Regions from separate parts of the Mus musculus genome. Here region 2 is linked to region 1. The links are chromatin contacts, found by Hi-C in ENCODE. All regions are on one chromosome and are shown on one strand. Each heading gives the region's core, a stretch centred on a gene start or an enhancer-like site at or near the end of the contact. The rest is flanking DNA. Distances are from core to core; before and after follow the strand shown.

The links. A loop is a pair of places that touch in the nucleus more often than their neighbours do.
Region 2: a loop to region 1 is called in a map of T-helper 1 cell, with 1.8 times the contacts of the local background. The contact joins the promoter of Cyp2d34 here to the promoter of Cyp2d12 in region 1. A Hi-C loop is called at or near these places in 3 of 37 maps with a recorded cell type or tissue (T-helper 1 cell, T-helper 17 cell and T-helper 2 cell).

What each region holds. Positions count from the first base shown.
Region 1 is chr15:82,550,500-82,557,107 of GRCm38, forward strand. Cyp2d12 (cytochrome P450, family 2, subfamily d, polypeptide 12) reads left to right here and starts at 4,590. Exons shown (of 9, transcript NM_201360.2): 1 at 4,590-4,836; 2 at 5,702-5,873; 3 at 6,145-6,297; 4 at 6,377-6,537. The coding sequence starts at 4,648.
Region 2 is chr15:82,618,714-82,625,094 of GRCm38, forward strand. Cyp2d34 (cytochrome P450, family 2, subfamily d, polypeptide 34) reads right to left here and starts at 2,194. Exons shown (of 9, transcript NM_145474.2): 1 at 1,956-2,194; 2 at 218-389. The coding sequence starts at 2,144.

The DNA of each region.
Region 1 (6,608 bases), core at 3,340-5,839:
GATCCACTCCACAGATATTGCTGTTGTTGGTGATCATCCCAAGGAACAGGTATCTCCAATGTGCTGGAGTCTTCTGCTGCAATTAAGCTTCATCAATAGCCTCTCTTTTTTAAATTAATGTTATACTTAATTTATTTTTTTCTACTCTATATTCCATTTCCTCCCCTCCCCCATCCACCCTATGTCTGCTCCACATCCCATGCCTCCTCCCCACTCCACCCAATTTGCCACATAGATGCTCTCACTCCACAACCCACCTGAACTCTAAACTCTCTGGGGCCTCCAGTCTCTTAAGGGTTAGGTACATCATTTCTGAATGAACACAGATCTGAAGTCCTCTACTGAATGTATGTTGGGGGCCTCATATCAGCTGGTATATGCTGTCTGTTTAGTGGTCCAGTGTTTGAGAGATCTTGGGGATCCAGATTATTTGAGACTGCTGGTCCTCCTACAGGATTACCCTTCTCCTCAGCATAGGCTCTCTTATTGGGTTCAAGCCTCGACTTCTTTGCATGACCCTTTCAGTCCTGGAACATCAACTGCAACTGAGGCTGTGCATTCACCAAAAGCCTTCCATGGCCTCTCACAGTGCCAAGCCTCAGCAGCTCTTCATCACCCCATTTTGCCTTCACAATCGGTACCACTTCATCACTCGTACAATGTACATTACCAAGTACAGGTACTACACAAGGTACCAACTTGGCTATCTCTGGAACACAGCTTCTTTGTGCTCTCAGAAAACATTTCCCAGAAGTCTTCACCAGAAGTTATACTGTTTGCTTCTTATTCACCACTAATTTCTTAGTTCCAGCTAACCAGCATCAATTGTTCCAGTAGTTCCTTTTATTATGGACTCTAAAGCCAGAGCCACGTGGCCAAAGCTGCAGAGTTCTGTTGCCTTATCACCAAATTTCTGTTTTCCAACTCTTTCTCTGCCTAAGCTTGGATGTCCTGAAACTTGCAGTATAAATTTCTTTGAACTCAGAGATTTTCTTGCCTGTCTCCTAAACACTGGGATTAAAGGTGTGGGTCTACCCAGCCTGGATTTAAGTTTTTCTTCACCTAGAACTTCCTCTTTTTTCTGCTGGCCTTGAAATCAGAGAACTGTTTGTCTTTGCCTCCTGGGATTAATAGCTTATAATACCATGCCTGGATCTAAATTTAGCTGGGTAGAAGGTTGCCCCAAGTTCATTACTCCCTTGGGCAGAGAATTTGGGGTTGCTTCTAGAATTTTTGCCAGGACTTGTCACTGGGCTCAAGGAAGTAGGCTCAGTTAAAATATTCACATTTAGGTTAATACAAAGCTCAAGGAAATCTCTACTGAAAAATGTGTGGCATTCCTTTTACCTTGGTCATCTTCTTAAGCCCCTAAAAACAGAGAACAGGGGTTATGTTTATTGACCTGCTTGGTCTCTTTGTTTATTACCTTGTTTTATTACTTCGGCTTTGACCTAAGAACTGACCCTATTCTCTGCAAGTACCTAAAAATTTGTACATTGGTAACAGAAATTTGGCTTAAAACTGGAAACTTAGTGGGAGCCATTCTAGAGAACAATACATGCAATGAGCCAACCTAGGGAAAAAAGACTCTAGAGATATCCCTAAATTGGAATAATATTTTATATAATTCTTGTCCTAGAAACCGGATTCATAAAAGATATGATTTAAAATAATTAGATATTAGAAGCTGCACAGTCATGCATTCATATATAAGAACTGGAAACCAAACTTTGTAACATGATACTTATGAACTTGTTATTCATTTTAGAAAGAGCAGACACTGTTAACATTTGGTTTTGCTTTCCAAAATTATGGTTATGCTTTAATATTGGAGAAGAAACTTTAAAATTATAGTCAAACTGCCAATGTTCCATTAGCTACTTTTTACAATTCAATCATATCTCAAGATTTTAATCACCCATATTTTTAATTGAGAAAAAATCAAGGAAGTGGAGATTATTGCAAGATTTATAAAAGATTAAAGGAAGTATGGGATCTCCTGCTCTGCGATTCCAAAAAGTAGGTATAAAATTGGTGCAGATTTAAAACATTCGTTTTATAGTATTTCTTTGCATCTTGATGATTGTAAAAGGTTTGTATTTAGTGTGCTTGTCACTTAAGCAATAGATATTGTTGGAATAGTTTTGCCTGAAGGAATGGCTAAAAACCCTGTCTTATGTTTAAAAAAAAAATGTTTGTTGCTTCAATACAAGAAGTTAGGACTTTGCATCTTTCTATGTATATTATACATTATAGGGATGATATTTTGTTAGCTGATTTCTCTAAACGCTTTTCTTACATGATTTTGCTCTTATTCAACAAGCTTTAAATGTTGGGGATTGACTCCAGCACCGGGGATCCTTGCCCGGGGAGTCTCCGGACACCCCCAAAGACATCCACAGGATCCCCCACGGGATCTTAAGACCCCTGGTGAGTGGAACACAGTGTCTGCTCCAATCCAATCGTGTGGGACCTGAGACTGAATTAACTAGGGAAGCAGATAAGCCGGCCTGATCAGGGGCACAAATCCCTTCCAGTCCAGTCTAGCACCGGGGTTCCTTGCACTCAGAGTTTCTGAACACTCCCAAGGTTCTCACAGGACCCTCCACGGGATCTTAAGACCTCTAGTGAGTGGAAAAAAACTTCTACCAGGAGGCAGGTTCGAACACCAAATATCTGGGCACCTTCCCTGCAAGAGGAGAGCTTGCCAGCAGAGAGTACTCGAACCACTGAAACTAAGGAGGGAACTAGTCTCCCAGGTCTGCTGATAGAGGCTAACATAATCACCTAAGGAACAAGCTCTAACCAGAGAAAACTATGGTAATGGATCACAGTCCTGAAGTGGCCTTGCACCATGAGGGGTACAGTAACCTCCCAGGGATGAAAGTCTAACCAACACTAGCCAACCTCTGCCCACAAGATTCTCAGATCATTTCTCAGCTTCCCAGGCTGAGTTTGAGAAATCTTGTGTTTTATGTCTTGCTGCCTGATCAACTGGATGACCACAGACCTGTAGTGAAGATGGCACATGCTCCAGCTGCCTTCCCCACTGCCCCTCACTAATCAACAGAGCCTTTAGCTGCCTTCGCACCACTACCTTTCACTTTTCAATAGTGGCTTTACCTGCCTTCCCACCACTGGCCCACACTCGTCCTCAAGGATTCCAGCTTCCCTCCCTGACTGGCCTTCTTTTGCCCTTAGGGGCTTCATCCTCTTTCCCTCAACTGCAGGAGACAGTCTTCCACTGATCTCTCACACACAGAAGCCATTGACAGGATGCCAGTCAATCCTCATTTCCTGCCAACAAAGTGCTTCATGAAGATCTAGGAGGTTTCATTCCTCTTTGAGGCAGTATCCTCAATGTAGGACTGTGATAAGCAGCCTATTTTGGTTGAATGAGGCTTGCTTTGGCAACCCAGTAGAAAACTCTACAAGGAATAGAACACTGAGTCACATTCCCAGAGACAGGTGCCTGACACCACAGAGTCCTCAACTCCAAAATTCTTTGAGTATAAGTCACACAGAGAATGTCCCAAGCTTCTGGCATTCTGGCTAGACTTTACACACACACACACACACACACACACACACACACACACACACACACACACACAACTAAAGTTACCTGACTGTAGCCAGGTATACTCCTCCCCACAGTTACCTGATATCCCAGCCCACTATAAAAGGAGCTGCTTGGCCCCTCCTTGCTCTCCTTAGCTCTCACCTTTCTTACTCTCCTCTCTAGCCCTCCTTCTCTCTCTCCCTTGCCCCTGCTTTCTCCATGTGGCCATTGCCAGCCTCCCTCTCTCTTTCTACCTTCTCTCTTTCACCCTGCCTTTCTACAATAAAGCTCTAAAACCATAGACTGTCTTTGATCCTCAAGGCCTGCCATGCTTGAACCAGGGGATAGGCTTTCCCCTAAGGAGCTGTGTTTAACCTCCTTCTGGAAGGGCTTCCTGTGCTCCAGCCATGGGCACGACCAAGGACTCTTTCCAGTGTGGGAACCACCCTTCACCCCCCTCTCCCCCTGACCTCTCCTCGGCCTGGGGCTGACTGAATCACCCTCAGAACCCCCATTTGTCTCAGCACTCCCACAGTATCCAGTGTGAGATGCCCAAGACCGAGAACCTGTTACCTACTACTGCCTCTTGTTCACACTATCCACCAAGCTGGGGTCCCTGGCTTCCTACAACCAGACACCCACCTGGGGTGGCATATAAAGCAAGTGGCAGTCCTTCCATGTCTGACCAACCAGAGCACCGGAACTCTGGCGGGACGGGGGTTTTCTCCCACTCCCTCTTTTCCCCCACACCCACTGCCCAACACCTCAAGCCCTCAAAGAATTGCATGGGTAGCATAACAATGAATTTTCTGCACAGAATGATCAGATCATCCATCTTGAAGCAGGAGTCCACTAGACATCTGCATTCCATGTTCAGCCCAGCAGAATCAGCAGCTTCTGGAAGAAACTAAACATCACTGGCTCCTCCCTACACCAGGTCAAACAAAACACTGGGTTGGGGCAGGACACAGAAGACAAAGGGCAACCCTGGCACTCCTTTATAAGGCAGAAGGATCCTGATCCTAGGTGTTTGATGTAGCGTTTTTCATTGGTCTCTGGGAAGCCTGGGAAGCAGTGGGGCAGTCATGGAGCTGCTGACTGGGACTGACCTGTGGTCTGTGGCCATATTCACAGTCATCTTCATATTACTGGTGGACCTGATGCACCGGCGCCAGAGCTGGACTTCTTGCTACCCACCAGGCCCTGTGCCATGGCCTGTGCTGGGTAACCTGCTGCAGGTAGACCTAAATAATATGCCATACAGCTTGTACAAGGTGAGTGACTTAGCGATGGATGGTATATGAAGTTATGGTGTCCTTAGTGGCACATAGTAGGGTTTGAACTACAGGTCAGACTGGGATATAGACCCCCCAAGAGGGAACAGGCTTAGAAATGTTTTGGTAGCAGCCACTGGGAGTACCTAGAGCAAACGTTTATGGGGAAAAAGTCGAGGAGATGAAGCAGGATGTGACAGCAGGATTTAGTGTGTTTATACAGGGCAGCAGCCATAGAGATCCCAAGTCCATTATGGCCCTGTCAAAAACAAGGTCTTTGCCTGCTGTGAGGTCTACCACCACAGACAGTCAGGACACAGAGTGTAGAGAGGGACTGTGGCTGCCTGAATCTCTTGCTGCTGTGTGCTCTCTGGCCTCACTGCCCATCCTGAGAAACCAGTTTCTTAGTGAATGTTGACATGCTAAAGAACCCAGGACAGTTTCTGGCTCTGGCAAGGTCACCACTGGGGTGTCACATCTACTGTGATTACTTTGCTGAACTTAAAAATAAGACACCACAGTGGTAGGCAGCCTTATGCTGGGGATGGAGCTCAGGGAAGAGCATTTTCCCAGGATACATGAGGACCAAAGTTTAATAACAAGAACACATACAAATATACATGTACACACACAAATACAGAGAGAGAGACAGAGAGAGACAGCTAGATGCATGGACTCACATACACATATACACACATACTTAAATTCACACACACAAACATGTATGTGTAAACATACACAAATGTGCACTCACACACATAGAAAGTGCCTTGCACTCTCTCACACTGACATTGTTATTCAGTGAGCCTGGTTCTATGATCTGTGGGCACCTCTACTTCCTATGTGCTTTGTCCCTCTACTTCAGCTTCAAAACCGCTATGGTGACGTGTTTAGCCTACAGATGGCCTGGAAGCCTATGGTTGTGATCAACAGAATGAAGGCAATGAAGGAAGTGCTGTTGACCTGTGGAGAGGACACTGCTGACCGCCCTCCAGTGCCCATCTTTGAGCATCTTGGTTTCAAGCCCAGATCCCAAGGTAAAGGGCTGTGTGGATGGTGGATTTGGGTTCAGACGTGTGGGAATAAGCTGAGGAAGCACAGGTTATGAATGTGGGTGGGGATGTGGTCAAGCAATTCACAGCAGAGTCACTGAAAACCAGGAGGACTACCCAGAAGGCATGCACTGGATTGTGATAGCAAGGTTTTAAGAGGCTCATGGCCAGGACAGAACACAGAGGAGAGGAGAATTGATGAGAGCAGGAGACAGCACATCTGGACATTCTTGGTTACACACAGATGTGTCTGCAGGTATGATCTTTGCACCCTATGGACCTGAGTGGCGAGAGCAGAGGCGATTCTCTTTGTCTTCTCTGCGCAATTTTGGCCTGGGCAGGAAATCTCTGGAGGAGTGGGTGATCAAGGAGGCCGGCCACCTCTGTGATGCCTTCACTACTCAGGCTGGTGGGTGATGGGTGAGGGATGTAGTTGGGCACAGGGATACATGGGCAGTCCATTGACTTGCTTGAATCTCCACTTCCAGGGCAGTACATCAATCCCAACACCATGCTGAAAAAAGCTACGTGCAATGTGATTGCATCTCTCATTTTTGCCCGTCGCTTTGAATATGAAGACCCTTACCTCATCAGGATGCTGAAAGTACTGGAAGATAGTTTGACAGAACTCTCTGGATTAATTCCTGAGGTAGGAGGTTCAGGGCAGCCTACAGAACCACTTTTGTGCAGTCTGTCTTCCCTGTGCCAAGTTTGTGGGAG
Region 2 (6,381 bases), core at 944-3,443, 66 kb after region 1:
CTCTCATCAATTCTCTTCCCCTCTGGGTTCTGTTCTAGCCATGAGCCTCTCAAATCCTTGTCACCACAATCCAGCGCATGCCTTCTGGGTAGTCATCCTGGATTTCAGTGACTTATCTGTGAATTGCTTGACCACATTCCCACCCACATTTATGCCCCATGCTTCCTTGGCTCATTGCCATATCTCCAAAGCTCTCACCCTCCACACAGCTCTTTACCTTGGGATTTGCTCTTAAAACCTAGGTACTCAAATATGGGCACTGGAGGGTGGTCAGCAGTGTCCTTGCCACAGGTCAACAGCACTTCCTGCATCGCCTTTAGTCCATTGATCACAACCACGGGCTTCCAGGCCATCTGCAGACTGAACACATCACCATAGCGGTTTTGAAGCTGAAGAAGAGGGACAGAAAACATAGGAAGTGGAGGTCCCCACAGACCATAGAACTAAGCTCACTGCACAACCATTGTTGTCTTAGGGTTTCTGTTCCTGCACAAAACTTCATGACCAAGAACCAAGCTGGGGAGGAAAGGGTTTATTCATCTTACTCTTCCTCATTGCTGTTCATTACCAAAGGAAGTCAGAACTGGATCTCAAGTAGGTCAGGAAGCAGGAATTGATGCAGAGGCCATGGAGGGATGCTACTTACTGGCTTGCTTCCCCTGGCTTGCTCAGCTTCCTTCCTTCCTTCCTTCCTTCCTTCCTTCCTTCCTTCTTTCCTTCCTTCCTTCCTTCCTTCCTTCCTTCCTTCCTTCCTTCCTTCCTTTCCTTCTTTCTTCTTTTTCTTTTCTCTTTCTTTCTTTCTTTCTCTTTCTTTCTTTCTTTCTTTCTTTCTTTCTTTCTTTCTTTCTTTCTTTCTTTCTTTCTGTTTGTTTTCTTTTTCGAGACAGGGTTTCTCTGTATAGCCCCGGCTGTCCTGGAACTCATTTTGTTTGTAGATCAGGCTGGCCTCAAACTCAGAAATCTGCTTGCCTCTGCCTCCTGAGTGCTAGGATTAATGGCGTGCACCACCATGCCCGGTTCAGCTTGCTTTCTTAAAGAACCCAAGATTACCATCCCAGGAATGTCACCACCCACAATGGGCCCTCCCACCCTTGATCATTAACTGAGAAAAATGCCTTACAGCTGGATCTCATGGAGGCATTTCCTCAAGGCTCCTTTCTCTATGATAACTCCAGCTTGTGTCAAGTTGACACGTAAAAACAGCCAGTACAATTGTCAAAATGTGAGCATGCACAGGCAGTTTCTGAGTCTGTATGTGCATATTTGTGTATGTTTACCCATGCATGTTTGTATATTTGAATGTGAGTATGTATTCATATGTGTATGGGTTTCCATGTGTGTCTCTGTGTGTGTGTACATGTGTATTTGTGTGTGTGTGTTGCTTGTTATTGAACCTTGCTCCTCAAATATCCTGGGAAACTGCTCCTCACTGAGCCCTATCCCCAATCTGAAGATCCTTACCACTGTGGTGTCTTATCTTTTAAGTTCAGCAAAGGAATTATATTAATGTGACACCCTAGTGGTGATCTTGCCAGAGCCAGAAAACTGTCTTGGGATCCCTTGGCATGTCAATATGCATGAAGAAATTCTGGTTCTTTGATAGGCCAGATAGCACAGCAGCAAGATATTCAGGCAACCACAAACCCTCTCTGTACTCGGTGTCCTAACTGAGATGGGCAGTAGACCCCAAAGCAGCCCAAGACCTCATCTTTGTACGGACCATAAGGGCCTTGGGACCTCTATGGCTACTGCTCGTCCAACCAGACTGAACGTTGCCATCACATCCTGCTTCACCACCTGGAATTTATCCCCCAAAACTATTGCCCTAGAAAGTCCCAGTGGATGCCACCAAAAAATTGGGGGCCCAGTTCCCTGTCTGACCAGTTGCTCGACCCCTACTATGTGCTGATACAAACAACATAACTTCATATACCACCCACCACTAAGTCACTCACCTTGTACAAGCTGTATGGAATGTTATCCAGGTCCACCTGCAGCAGGTTACCCAGCACAGGCCATGGCACAGGGCCTGGTGGGTAGCGAGAAGTCCAGTGCTGGCGCCGGTGCATCAGGTCCACCAGAATCAGGAAGATGACCGTGAATATGGCCACAGACCACAAACCAGTTCCAGTCAGCAACTCCATGGTTGCCCCACTGCTGCCCAGGCTTCCCAGAGGCCAATGACCAACACTCAATACAACACCTAGGATCAGGAAGCACCAAGCTTCCTTTATAAGGATAGGATCCTGCCACCTTATAAAGGAGTGCCAGGGTTGCCCTTTGTCCTCTACTACCACCAACCTCATTCCTTTGTTTTGCTTGGCCAAGTGTAGGGAGGGGCCGCTGTTGTTCAGTCCCTTCCAGGAGCTGAGCATGTTGATTCTGCTGGGCTGAACATGGTAGGCAGCTGTCTAGTGGACTCCTGCTTCAAGATGGATGATCTGATCGTTGTGTGCAGTAAATTCATCTGGTATGCTACCCATGCAAATCTTTGAGGGCTTGAGGACATTGCCTCAGAGAGGAATGAGACCTCCTAGACCTTCATGGAGCACTTTGTTGGGGGGCATGAGGGTTGATTGGCATCCAGTCAATGGTTTCTGTGGGTTTCTGAGCAGTGCAAAGCTGTCTCCTGAAGTTGAAGGGAAGAGTCTGGAGCTTTTATGAGCAAAACTAGGGCAGTGGTGGAAGGAAGCTGAAATCCCTGTGGGCAAGTGAAGATCAGTGAGGAAAGGCAGGTAGAGGCCCTATGGGAAAGGGAGAGGTTGTGGTGGGAAGGCAGCTAGAGTCCTTGTTAAGTGAGGACCAGTTGGGGAAGGCAGCTGAAGCATTGCCATCTTCAGTGCAGGTCTGTGGTCATCCAGTTGATAAGACACCACAACATAGAACACAGAATTTCTCAGACCCAGTCTGAGGAAGCTGAGAAGTGATCTGAGAATCTTGCATGCCACTAATTTGGTACAGGGACATGTCACATGCTGGCCTCTGTTTCTTATTCACCCCTTGTTTCTTGGGGGGGGGGGTAAATCTCACCTGGGAACAGTCTTCTACCTGGAGATAAATAGAAGTTTTCTTCCTCATGCCAGAGGCCTGTGGTCAGGGTGAACAGCCATGAGGAAAAAAGAAAGATGACTTCTGAGCCTTCAAACAATGGCACCTGTGTGCTGGGCACTGCAGGGCACTCAGCACATAGCAGCTCACCTTCACTAGGGTCAGCAGAGGCTCAGTCCCAGTTCTTGTTGGGGATCTAGACCTCTAAAGATCAAAGTTCAGACTCTCTCTATTGTACCTTTAGTGTGGCAGAAGGGAGGCAGGAGCATGGCTGAGACCATACCCTGCAGCCCCACAGTAATGACTACACATGGGTCTCCTCCTCTCTGAGGTAGATGCCACCCCTGTACTGACCACCTGTGTGTCACGGGAGCCTGTGTGGGACTCTATGCAGATTGCTGGCCTGATGCCTCTAAGCCTGTTTCCTCTTCCTGTCCATGATTCATAGCCCTGCCCAACAGAGTTCTATAGAATGGCACCATAGGTTGGGGCAGAGACAAGGGTCTTTCATGAGCCCCAATTTGGTCTGAAAGGACACCTGTATGGGAGGTAGGACACCAGCATGGATCATGATTAGAAAGGGGATTAGGGAGACAGCTTGCTCAGGTCACTGACAGAATCAGGCTGCTGGGTTCCTCATGGTTTGCTCCAGGCCCTTCAAGGGTAACTTTTGGTGCCTTATGATTTAACCTGCGTGTCAGTGCTCGGACAACACATTTGGCCTCTCACCTCTACCTGTCTGTGTCATACATGCCATTATCTAAGAGAAGCAGTGGTGCTTACAGGGTGCTGGCCCCAGTGGGGGATGGGCTGACTCAGGCTGGATTTTCCTACATCAGGTAAGTGAGCCCTTGTGAGGTAAGTGCACAGAAAGGTGAGGGATGTAACACACTGTGCTGTAATGGGTTTCCTCTCTATATCTAGCTCTTAAGAGAGGCTTGGATGTTCTGCTAACCCTCTGCCTGCTGCTACTATCTTCTTCCCTTCATCCTCAGTCCATGTCCTCTCAGCCATGTGACCAACTTTTATCTGTCAGGATCATGTGACTTTAGGTGGGCTGGAGTCTGCATATTCATCTCAGCAGCATAGGTGTGCATTGTCCACAACGGGAAGCAGGGACTGAATCCCTGGCCATCAAGTATTGCTGCACCAAGACAGCAGTGCTCCCAGGTTTGCAATTTTCTGCACACATATCAACAGATACTTGATTGCTGTCCTTTGGACTTCACTGGAAAAGGTCAGATCCAACCTGGGCAGATTTCTCCTGGACTCTGTCCTGTGCATTGTTTATCCTCTTTACTGCCTTTGATTTGCCTCATTTTGTTAAAATGAAGACCAGTAGTGAATCTCAAAGCCACCACTAGGTCTTCCGTCTATCCCTAAGCATCCTGGAAAGTGGGATGTGGCTCACTGGGATGATTGTGACTTTTGAGGGCAGCCTTAGGAAAGCTTAGTTTGGGCAAAGGATGGCAGAGGTTGTCTAGGGTTGGTGATCCTTTCTTCTCTGATTGGTTACTGTACCCCTCATGGTGTGAGGCCACAGTGGGTCTGTGGTCCATTCCCATGGGCTGGTACCTATGAAACCACAAACCATAGAATCAATACGTGAGAAGCACATTTGATAGGTAACAAAACGCAGGAATTGTAAATATTTTGACTTAACCTCCATGCTAAACAATGAGAAAAAATTACAAGAAGTAAAAGAAAAGGCATGGAAAGTACAGCATTGGAACATCAGGTCCCAGACTGAGACTGACCAGGAAAAGACAAGCGTCACTCTATGAATGGAGAGCCATAATCCCAACCATGCTCAACAGTTGAGGCAGCTCTGCATTGTTTTTGTTTTTGAGCTTTAAAGCACCTCATCTTAGTTGAAGAGAATATTTTGAGACATTGTTCCATGCCAGGGGGAGGGGCAGCCCCAATGGGTGTGTGTGTGTGTGTGTGTGTGTGTGTGTGTGTCTTCTTTCTTGTTGATTCTTCTTGAGGCAGTGGAGGGGGAAGAGTGTCAGTGGAGGGTAAGACTTTGTCTTACGAGATTCATGGGTTAGACTTTGTTTTACGAGATTCCGGGTGTAAGACTGTACAAGATATTTAGGGTTGCTGTGTAATAAAAGGTTTATTTATCTAAGTCAAAGTCACTATGCTATTGTAGCTGACCTGCCTTCTGTGATCCTCTGAGGCCAGAAACTGCAGTTTCGTCCTAAAACAGCAGGAGATTAAGTAAAGGATTAATTGCTAGAGTCTTTTCCCTATTGTCCAGATGCCTCTTGCTTGTCAGGCTAGGGGGAAGTTTGAAGTAATACATTTCTATTGAACCAGGAGAAAAGAATAACACTCACAGAGGGAAAAGCTTTTACATAAATAAATATGCATAATCTCACATAAGTTCATTTACAGATTCATAATGCCCATTTATACATATCCCGTTCAAACCAGGTGCACCCAACTTGCATGCACTCTTACAATGCACTCTCACAATACTTACACACACACATATGCATAAATTCTCACAATTCTATACCTACACACACAGACATCCATACTTACATATGCATATGGAGTAAATGACCAACACTGGTACAGAAAGAGTTTACTCATTCTGGATGAAAAATACACTCCAATCTTTATTACATAGAGAAAGAAAATGCTTCTACCTTTTTAATGCTAAACGAATTAAACCCATGTTTGTAAGAAAAAAAAAACTGTGTTCCTTTTAATAAGACTAAGCCTATCTTGTCTTTACCATTAGATCTGTTCTGTCCATGGTAAGGAGAAGCCTGCCTGCTCCTTCTGCTTTCTGCAGTGTCTTCTTATTTCTTCTTTCCCTCTGGGTTCTGCACATTGCTCTCTTAGTATTTTATGTTCCCTATAATTTCTAAGTTATTCAATTCTGCATTCTCCTTCTAATCTTGTTCTCTCCTCCTGGTCTGATGTCACAATTGATTACTCTCAATGTCTTTTCTCTGAAAGCTCTGCCTATACTTCTAAGTTCTTCTTGAGTTCAGTTCTGTCTAGAAATTGCTCTGTCTACAAACTTCTCCTCAGCTCAGTTCCCTCTCAAGCTCACTTCTTCTCAGCTCCATTCCTCTCACCTCAGTCCCTCCGTTCTGACTCCTCTCTTTGTCCTCAGCCCTTAAACATCTCTCAGAATACACGATCACATGGTAAAAAGTTCATCACAAGTTCACACACAAAATCAAATCATAAATTGAAATAGAAGTAAACATCCATCACCTATCTCAGCTCCACAGGTTAACTGAAGATTTAAAACCATAACTAATTTATTAGTGAAGTTTTGTATAGATAAACCCAGTCAGTATTTTATCTTCT